Linked DNA regions of Homo sapiens: region 1 is linked to region 2. A link is an interaction called in ENCODE POLR2A ChIA-PET data of the cell type or tissue named here. Cell type or tissue: Panc1. All regions are shown on one strand.

Region 1 (5,000 bases), 510 kb before region 2:
ATTCTCAGTTCCCAATTTGAAACAGAAAACTCACAGGTTGCTTTACTGTTCAAAATGTGTGTATTAAACAGGAAAAGGAATTGTAATTATTTCACATTATAATATAACAGGAAGGAAAATAGAACTTTATTATGCTAGTAATAACTATCATAATTATTCATCTTTAGAAACTAATAAAAGTCAGTGGTAGTGATCAGTTTTCAGACACTTCAACAGCTAACAAGGAATAGGAATCTAAAGTGCAGGTGGAGGATCTTGATTAAGCCACCTTCTTCAAGAGTTGGCTCCACTTCTTATGTGACAGTTGGAAAGTTACTTAATTTCTTTGAATTTTGGTTCTCATTTATAAAAACAAATAATGATAGACCTTCATGTCTATTATTAAGATTAAATTAACTGATACTTCAAAAGTGCTCAGAAAAATGTCTGGAATAAAGCAGGTACTCAGTAAATATTTGTTGAATAAATAAATAAAGATATAAGTGAGGATTGGGTAAACAACACCCAAAACAGAAAGGTATAATTCCCCAGCTGGGACCATAGCTGAGTATTCTAAGGCCAGCTGCTTGTAAATGATGGGGCTAGTAAATGTCATTTGTGTGAGCTCAACGCCTCACTCCATCACAAAGAAGGGAGAACACTGATCAGTAGAAACATTTGATCATCTTCTGTGATGATCTAAATTTGTTCAAATAAGACTAAGGTTACAGTTACAGGATGAAGATAACATGAATCACTAAATCATGAACATTCCTAGCCACAGCAGCTCTAGAGTGAGTTGACATGGAAAGCATTGTAAGATATTGCTTCGTTTATGTATAATTTAGAAGAGGTGGTCAGGTGCTATAAAGGAACCAGTGGGGTGGCAGTCCCAACACCTTAATTCCATCCCAGCCTCAAAATCCCCCTTTGTATAATGGACCTAAGGATGCCAATCTTGTCCATTTCATGATCATTTAAAGAATCACATGAGGTAATGATTATGAAAATGCTTTGTACATTGAGGTCAAGGTTAATATCATCAGTGATAAGTCATGTTGATAGCATGCTCCTTTTGTATGAGGTTATGAAAATGGCACTTTACCTCTGTGATCTTCCTCCAAAAATCTCACAAAACATTACACAAAGACAAATTGAGGGACATTTTTCAGAATAACCTACCAATACTCCTCAAAACCGTCAAAGCCATGGAAAACAAGCAAAGACTGAGAAACTCTCAAAGACCAGAGGAAACTGAGGAGACATGATGACTCAATGTAATGTGGTCTCTTGAATGGGATTCTGGAACATGAGAAGGAAATTAGTAACAAAAAATAATGAAATCCGAATAAGGCCAAGAGTTTAGTTGGTAATAATATACCAATGTTGGTTCCGTATTTGTGACAAAAGTTATGTGATAATGTAAGATGTTAATAAGAAAATAAATGAAGAGTACGTAGGAACTCTGTACTATTTTTGCAAATATTTCATGCAAATCTAACTATTATAAAATTTAAAGGTTTATTTTTTAAAAGTTGATAGGTAAATATAACATTTTATTTGGTTCTTTAATTTTATTTCAAAGCAGATTATACATTTAAAAATAGACTTCAGAAATGTCAGATAAAGGAATTATGTGACATTTTAAGAATACTTTTCAAGTACCGTAATCAATTACCTTTCTGCTGCCTTCCATGAAAATAGTCTGTTCTATGATTGTTGTCATCAATAAAAATCATTATCTCAGTTCTAAGAGGTCCACAGAGCTTATCTAGTCCAATCTTCTCACTTTACAAACTGAGGCCCAGAAGGGGCAGGTGACCTTTCCAAAGTCACAGTCTATTTCATTCTTAGCAGCTTTAAGAATGTGAAATAAGAGATATTTTTATTATACCCAAAATACTAGAAAAAAATGAGTGTGTGTGTGTGTCTGCCAGAAAAGCTTCAAATATGAGAGAGAGAGAGTGTGTGTGTGTGTGTATGTGTGTGTAAAGCTTCAAGGAGTCACCTAACCCAATTATGGGACTGGCCTTAAATAACCCTTCTAGGAAGGATGACAACTTGCCATACCTTAAAAGATGAGGAGAGAGTTCACCAAATGGAAGGAAAGGGGGAAGGGATTCCAGGCAGGAGAAGGGATGTCTTGTCCTCCAAGATTGCAGGGAGGAAGGAAGGGTGAGGGTTTAGATAAGAGAATGACTAAAGTGAGACAGAAAAATGATATAGGTCAGGCCTGATGATCTCAGCCATCATAGTAATAGGATAGGAGACCATGTGCTGATAGTGAAGTGTGGGCATTGGTTGGGGAACTGGAGGAGAGTGGTGAGGACTTGAGCTTGTCTTTGAAGATAAAGAGTAGAATCTAAGAAAAGGTAAATAAAAGGCTAATGAATAATTCTAAGCTTGTATTAATAGCATCATATAGGGATATGCAATTTCCTCTAGCAACTTTCAGTTGTCCACATATAGAGAAAGTGGACTGTGGCATTCATCTAGGATTCAGTTTTCTTGGGCAAGGTCAACAGAGTATGAAGATCTAAAGGAACCAAGGATGTTAATATCAACTTTTGTGAGATCAGCTGTAAAGTCTAGGAGGAGTAGAACAAAAAAGAAAATGGAGGAAGTCAACTGACTAGAAGAAAATAGAGGCAGCAAGAAATTGGATGTCTCTGGAATGACCAGGGAAGGTAAAATCTCTTAAAAGTAAATTTGGTAGAAAAGGATCCTAATTCATGTGCCAAGCATCTGAGTGAATAAAAGGAGATGACTGGAAGGTTAAGAGAGTCATAGGCTATTAAAGAAGATGGCATCAACTTCAAAAGAGGATGACACCTACAAAATGGTAGGAGCTCAACTGGGTGCCAAGAGAATACATCCTGGGATGGTGGAGGTACAGATGTTGAAGTGCAGAATTGCAAAGCAGTAAGAGATAAAAGCATGACAAGGAACAATTCACAACTGCAAAGATATGGAACCAATCTAAGTGCCCACTGACCAATGAATGGATAAAGTAAATGTGGTATGTATACACCATGGAATACTACTTAGCCATAAAAAGAACAAAGTGATATCTTTTGCAGCAACTTGGATGGAGCTGGAGGCCACTATTCTAAGTGAAATAACTCAGAAATGGAAAATTAAATACTGTATGTTCTCACTTATAAGTGAGAGCTAAGCTGTGGGTATGCAAAGGCATACAGGGTGATATAATGGTCTATGGAGACTCAAAGAGGGGAGTGGAGGGGAGTCAAGGGATAAAGAAACTACATATTGGGTATAATGTACTCTACTCAGGTGACAGGTGCACTAAAATCTCAGATTTCAACAGGATACAATCTATCCAAGTAACCAAAAACTACTTGTACCCCCAAAGCTATTGAAATAAAAACATTTAAAAAAAAACATGCCAAAGAAAGGAGATACCATGGCAATGCATTTTGTTTGGTGACCAAAAATTGCAAAATGGGAGGAATGGTTGAAAAAGCTCCTCTCTAATATGGCAGGGAGAGTAGCAGCACAAGGTGAGGGCACAGGCCTTAGCATCAGGCTGTCAGCACTATGTCCCTACAGGAAAGAACCTAAACCTTTTATGCTTCCCTTTTCTCCTTTGTAAGAGCACTACCTAACATGCTACTGTGGCACCAAAGAAGGTAATGTGCCTGTACCATAGCGAGTGAGTACCTAATAAATGAGAGCCAATGGTTTTCTTCCCCCAGCTTTCACTGTGGCTAAAGGCTCTAGATAGTCTTGCAAGTCTGTGCAAGGCCTGCACACAGTGGACAGATGGCTAATGACATCCTGGTGCCAGGTAGACAGAGCATCAGTGAGGTTTGAGTGTGACTACAGTCTTTCATAATGTATCAAGTTTGAAATATTCAGATGTCTAATATTTATGCCTACATTGAAAGACAAAAATGATGGAGGTTAACATCCCCAATCACCACTGCAGACACAATGATGGAGGTTAACATCCCCAATCACCACTGCAGACACAAAAGACAATTCCCTTTTCGGCCAAATAGCTATTTGGAGCTATTGCTCCCCAAATAGCTAATCTAATTCCTGCAAGTAAGGAGGAGGCACATACCTGGCAGAAAATAAGGAGGGGGAAAGAAGTTGAAGTGAGTAAGGGACAGGAGCAAAGAGCTGCGAAGAGACTGTATAGAGGCAAAGTTATCAAGCAAACCCACTTGAATTCCATGCCCCTAGGCTTGGATTATATTTATAAGGAAAGGGTCATTCTTGAGATCTATGGAGTCTTTAGTTCTCATGATAGCGAACATGTTGGTTATATTTATAAAATAGAATCATAACTACATCTGGAACTTTTACACAGAAATTAAGGTTGACTTACATGCCAGATTGATTAACATTCCCAGATAAGATGGTAAAGTAAAGATTTATTTTACTTTGCACTCTTACAGCGTGGATTATTATTCATACTTTATTTTGCAAATTGGTGGTAACCTAACTGCAGCCAAATCAAGAGTTCACATGCCAAGTTTTGGTCTGAACAAGTTTTGCATCCAATATACACTTGGCCAGAAAAATAAGGAGATAGAATAATAGAAGAGAAAAGAAAGTATTTTATGCACCCTGGAGGTCAAAAACAGATGTGAGTAGGGCCCTTGTGGAGTGTGACTAGTTAACATCTGGTAATCCCTAATGGATTTCACTGTCCATTTGTAAGTTTCCCCCAATGTTTAATATCAACAGCTATTCAGGAACGTAGTGACTTGCACAAAGAATAAAATTTACAGATATCAAAGACAAAGCCAAAAAATTACTCTGTTCTTGGCATCCATCCTTTCTGGGCAAAGACTACATATTTTCTTTCTGTTGATACTATGTTTAATAAAGCTATGCGATTGGTTAGATTTCGATTGAGCTGAATGTGTTTTGTTTTGTTTCTTTTTATGACTCAGTGACAAAGGGAAATATAAAACCTTCTGCTTACTTAATCAGAGAACTCTGGTTTCTTCTATGTAATTTGAGCAGAAATTGAAAAAAACCATCCCCAG
Region 2 (5,000 bases):
AATCCCTGCAGAATTTGCATTTCTTTTCCAAAGTCTAAAAATGAACCCTTTCAAGGTATCCTATTTCTAAGGCACCATTACTGGTACAGTTCCGTGCTCTTTTTGGTAATCTAATATATTGTCATATGTTACTAAACTACCCATGTCTAAAACAGAAGAACCCCACAGCACAAGTCCATTTATGATACAGTGCCCTTGATTTTTCAAAATATGTGGATAGGTTTGCTGTTCTTCTCATATACAGTGTGTTTTAGGAATCCATCTTTTAGGCATTGTCTGAATCAGCGTATTACTCCTTGATAGAGAAAGAGTGATAATTCCTGCTTTTTGCCCAGGACCTAAGAGAAACTGCTTTCAACAATCCCAAAGACAAAGAAAAGCTTCTATTTATAGGCTCCATATGGTTTCTAAAGTTTTAACCAAAGTGAATAGAACAATAATAAATTGCTTTCACATTTCTGCCCATAGAATTGTTTATTTAGCATTTTCTGTAAAACAAGAGGCCTTCCATCCACATGAAAAGACTGTATTTTGATTGCCTGGGAGATTCAAAATGATTTCTAATCTTGCCACAACTGTCTTCTGCTGTATAAATGAAATGTTTCATTTTCAAAGAGACTGTCAGGATATTCTGAAAAGAGTTCCTTAGCTGCTCTGCAATACCCTCCCCCCCAAATAAAGTGCTTTGTTTTGTATTTTCCAAGAGAACAATGGCATTACTTCTCATATTGGAAGATACGATTTTCAGCAAGTCCTAAAATGCTTATTTGCTAGCAGTTTGTTTCATCAGGTTCCTCATAGGAATATCTTATTTAATTCACTTACAACCAAAAATTCCCAGTTTTGTGAGGTGGTCAAACAGGATAGTAGCCTTCTGCATATGGAAAAGGAATTGAACCTATAATATGCATTATGCACACTGTTATCCTTTTTTTTTTCAGAGTCATGGTAATAAGTGTCTACAACAAAATTCCCTTCCTTCATTGAAATAGACAGGTCTTTGCTCGACAGCTGGACAGACCATACCAGCCATACCAAGGGACCTGGCATTTTGTGAAGGTGCTGAGGAGGACTGAGTTGAGTTTACCAAATCAGCCTTCTTGACCCTTCGGCTTAGCATTTTCAAGTCATTGACATTCTCTTATACCTGTGCCGCTGATCTCTAGACCTGCCATGAGTGTGAAAGAGGCTTCGTTTTTTAGTGACACTTTACCCAACCAATTTTCACTCAAGAATCTTCATATTCTATTGTCTCACAATCAGAATAAATTGGCATTTTCCTCACTCAGTCTACTAGGTGCTTTAATTGTGTTTAGAAATAGCCTTTTGATTCTTTTGGATTTGTTTTTTGCCCTAAGAGTCTTGATTTCCGTACTAAATTACCTGACAAAACTCACTCTCTCCAACATCAATTAAAGGGATTTAAAAAATATAATTACACTTAAAACACTAGAAAGAGTCAAGTTTTTAGCATATGTTATGGCTTGCCAGTACGAGAAAAGTGACTTAACATCCAAATAAAGAAAAATAGTTAGCCAATCCATTCATTATGTTGATATGATCAGGTCTCCAAGATGCATTTAATCAATATATTCTGCCTTGATTAGCCATATTGAAATACTTGAAAACATAACCTACAATATGAAAATCAGACATACTTATAAATGCCAATAGCTTTTATTTAGAGTCAACAAGTGATGAAAAAGCTCTTACTTAAATAAATTGACTTTGAGAACAAGAATGCGAACAGAAACATAATTCGTTCATTGTATAATTGTTTTTCCCTGCTGTGGACATTAGCCTTTGGCATATGGTCTTTGACCATAATCTATGGGTAGATATAGCCAGGGCACTGGAGGAACACGAAGGTGAATTCCAGTTGGGTAACACTGGAGAATTCCAGTTAAAACAAGGTTGACTAAAATCTAAAATACACTGTAACATAGACAAAAGAATTCTTATTGTAGATTAAATGTATGTAGAAGATATAGAAGGATTATTGTGTCTGTTTCAGATGTAATTTCATGCCTGAGAATTTACATTGAAGGAAAAATGGTCTGGATCCCATTAGCGAAGGCCCTGTTTTGCTGTCAGTTTAATTAAATGGAAACTGCTGGCAAGAGCGCCGAGGAGGTTGATAGAAGCAATGCTATTTTGTATGTTGGAACAGGAAACTGTTAGGTCTTCCAGTTTGAAAAGGATACAAAAATGAAACCTGTGATTCATTTTTGTTTACAAACTCCTTCCTAGTTTACAATGACCTTAGTGATAAATTAACTAAAATAAGTTATACATAGTGAGCAGGACAATAGCTTGATCCCAAGATATGAAATACTAATCTCTGATGAAGAAGGTAGAACTTATTTTTATGTGACTTTCCCCCTAAACAATGGATTCCTCAACAAAAGTAATTGTTTCCTTTGGTTTATTTTTCTGTAAGTAGATTGAGAAAAGGAGGAGGGGTATTAGTTTGCTTTTAAAGTGTGTGTGTGTGTGTGTGTATGTGTGTATAAAACAAAAGAAAGAGAATAAAAAAGAAAGAAAAGGGAAAAAGAGTAAAATAGAGACCCTGAAACAGTGATTTATCTGTTAAGTGTATTTGGCATCCTGCCTTTTGGCTGGAATTTTTGAGAGAAACATATTTGGTTTACTTTAATGGGCAAAAGCTCTGAACCTCATTTGTAGGAAAAAAAGTGCATGTTTTCTTTTCCCTTTTTCAGTTCAGTTTATTATATCTTGACATTCTGTCTTGTAATTGAATAGTAATTCTGGATTTAGAGTGGAGAAGAAAGAAATTTAAGTCAGTCCTCCTCCCCTCCTTATGTTTCAGAGAAAAGGACTAGCTGATCCCAAAGTTTTAACTTTTTTCACAGCCACCCTTTGAACTGGCACCAAAAAAATGATTGTTTAATTTTGCTGAAACTCTGTAGCTGTCTTTGTTCCTTGACTATGCTGAGGGTTGTTGATATGTTTGTGTCTATTCTAATAATGCAAAGTCAGTATGTGTTATCCGATGGAAATTTTCGATCTCAGTTAAGGAAACAGATTGGCAGTGAAAGTACTCTATTAGATATTGCCATGGTGGATACATGACATTTTGCATTTGGCGAAGCCTGTAGAACTGCACAATACAGAAAATGAACCTTCATGTAAACTGTAGTCATTATTATAATAATGCATCAATATTGTTTCGCCAGTTTTAACAAAGGTACCACACTAATATATTAAATTTTTAAATGTTTTGTGTGAAGATACTAGCAGGAAAAAAAGATGTCAGTGGCATGTAAACCTAAATTGAATTTTTTCCTAACTTGGTGCAGCTATTTTATCATTATTTTTAATTGAATATATATTGGATTGTCATCTTCTTGCTCGTTGTGTTGAGGGGGATTTATCAGAGTTACAAAAACATGAAAGTTTGGTATATTTATTTCAAAAAGGCATGAGCAAGTATTTGAGCCATCCAACGCTGAAGAACTTATATGAGGTTATTTTCTTTCTCTATGTCCACGTTTTTCATAATCTCTTTTAATTGTGCTTATTTTGTTATAATAAAAACAATCCATGTTTATCATAAGACAATACAAAGAAACAGAAAGAAAAAAATTATCCAGAATACCACCATACTGAGATAACTAGTGTTGATATTTGCCTGTTATTCTATATTTTTTATCTGCTTATATGTTGGATATTAATTTTTAACATTATACTGTATCTCTAGTCTTATATCATGCTTTTTTTTTTTTTTTTTTTGAGACAGAGTTTCGCTCTTGTAATCCAGGCTGGAGTGCAGTGGTGCCATCTCAGCTCACTGCAACCTCCGCCTCCCAGGTTCAAGGGATTCTCCTGCCTCAGCCTCCTGAGTAGCTGGGATTGCAGGTGCCCACCACCACATCCGGCTAATTTTTTGTATTTTTAGTAGAGATGGGGTTTCACCATGTTGGCCAGGCTGGTCTCAAACTCCTGACCTCAGGTGATCCACCTGCCTCGGCCTCCCAAAGTGCTGGGATTACAGCCATGAGCCACCACTCCCGGCCTGTATCATGCTTTCAAAAACACTTAATATGCTCTTTCACACAGTAAATATTCATCTGTAGCATCATTTTTAGTGATGAACTCCACTGTATTCTATTATGGAAGTGCCATAGCTTATCTGACTATCCCCCTATTGCTGGACTTTGGGTTTTTTCCTCCAGCTTTTGTATATAATAAACAGTGCTCTCAGAGACATCCCTGAAGTCATATTATTATTTCTTTAGGATAAACTCCTAGAAGTGGAGCTTGTCAGATCAAAGTTCAAAGCAGAATTCTCAGACTTTTCCTAGGTGCTGGTCAAACTGTAAAAAACATTTTCGGTAGAATTAGGATCTTGTGTATATTGAAAATCCCTCAATGATTGCATTTGCTACAGCCAGTGTGAAATGAACAAATTTATTATCAAGTTTCATGAGAAGTTGGGCAAACTTAGATATAGCCAATCTTGGACAGACTTGTACTTTCTGTGCAGAACATGTTTCTATATCCAGAATTCTATCTCCAGCTCTCAGACTATGATGAGGAAAGACAACCCAACACTAAGAGAGCTCCTGATCATTCCCTCCTCTACCTATGAGAACCATCCACAATGAGCCTCTGAGGGCCTATATTTGTATCAAGGCTTCCAGTTGAAGAGACATACCCAGTGCCCTTTAGAATGTTCTGGGTCTATGCTGTTTGTATGTGGCGGGGGAGGGGAAAAAGGGTGGTGACGTTCTTTTCCAGTCTCTGCTCTTACAGGGGAATAGAGGAACCTCATTAGAAAACTAGCAAAGTGATGGGCTGAGACCCTCTGTGAAAGGGTTAACCCAAAAGGTTTTGTAGCCAATGAGCATTTATCCTGATGATGTCACAATGCTGATATCAGGGGCTCCAGGGCTCTGGGGAGTTCATTATGAAATCACTCAGAACTGGAAACATTCATTCCACTATTTGTGGCTTTTTTGATAAACAAGGATAAATTG

What was found. Peaks named below come from ENCODE experiments on the same cell type or tissue, not always from the same donor. Only the 100,000 strongest peaks of a DNase experiment are listed, where the experiment ranks them.
Region 1: POLR2A ChIA-PET joins it to region 2 with 6 read pairs; 1 of 35 experiments calls an interaction of 5 or more read pairs at or near these places.

What each region holds. Positions count from the first base shown.
Region 1 is chr10:61,458,874-61,463,873 of GRCh38, forward strand. All of the region lies in intron 1 of TMEM26-AS1 (TMEM26 antisense RNA 1), which reads left to right. Among named protein-coding and RNA genes, the nearest start is that of TMEM26, 8.0 kb to the left of the region's middle. In Panc1, no CTCF peak of the experiment used is centred here; no DNase peak of the experiment used is centred here; H3K27ac peaks cover 1,580 bases.
Region 2 is chr10:61,968,492-61,973,491 of GRCh38, forward strand. The region is part of intron 3 of ARID5B (AT-rich interaction domain 5B); the gene reads left to right. Among named protein-coding and RNA genes, the nearest start is that of ARID5B, 69 kb to the left of the region's middle. In Panc1, no CTCF peak of the experiment used is centred here; a DNase peak (open chromatin) is centred at 2,172; H3K27ac peaks cover 3,253 bases.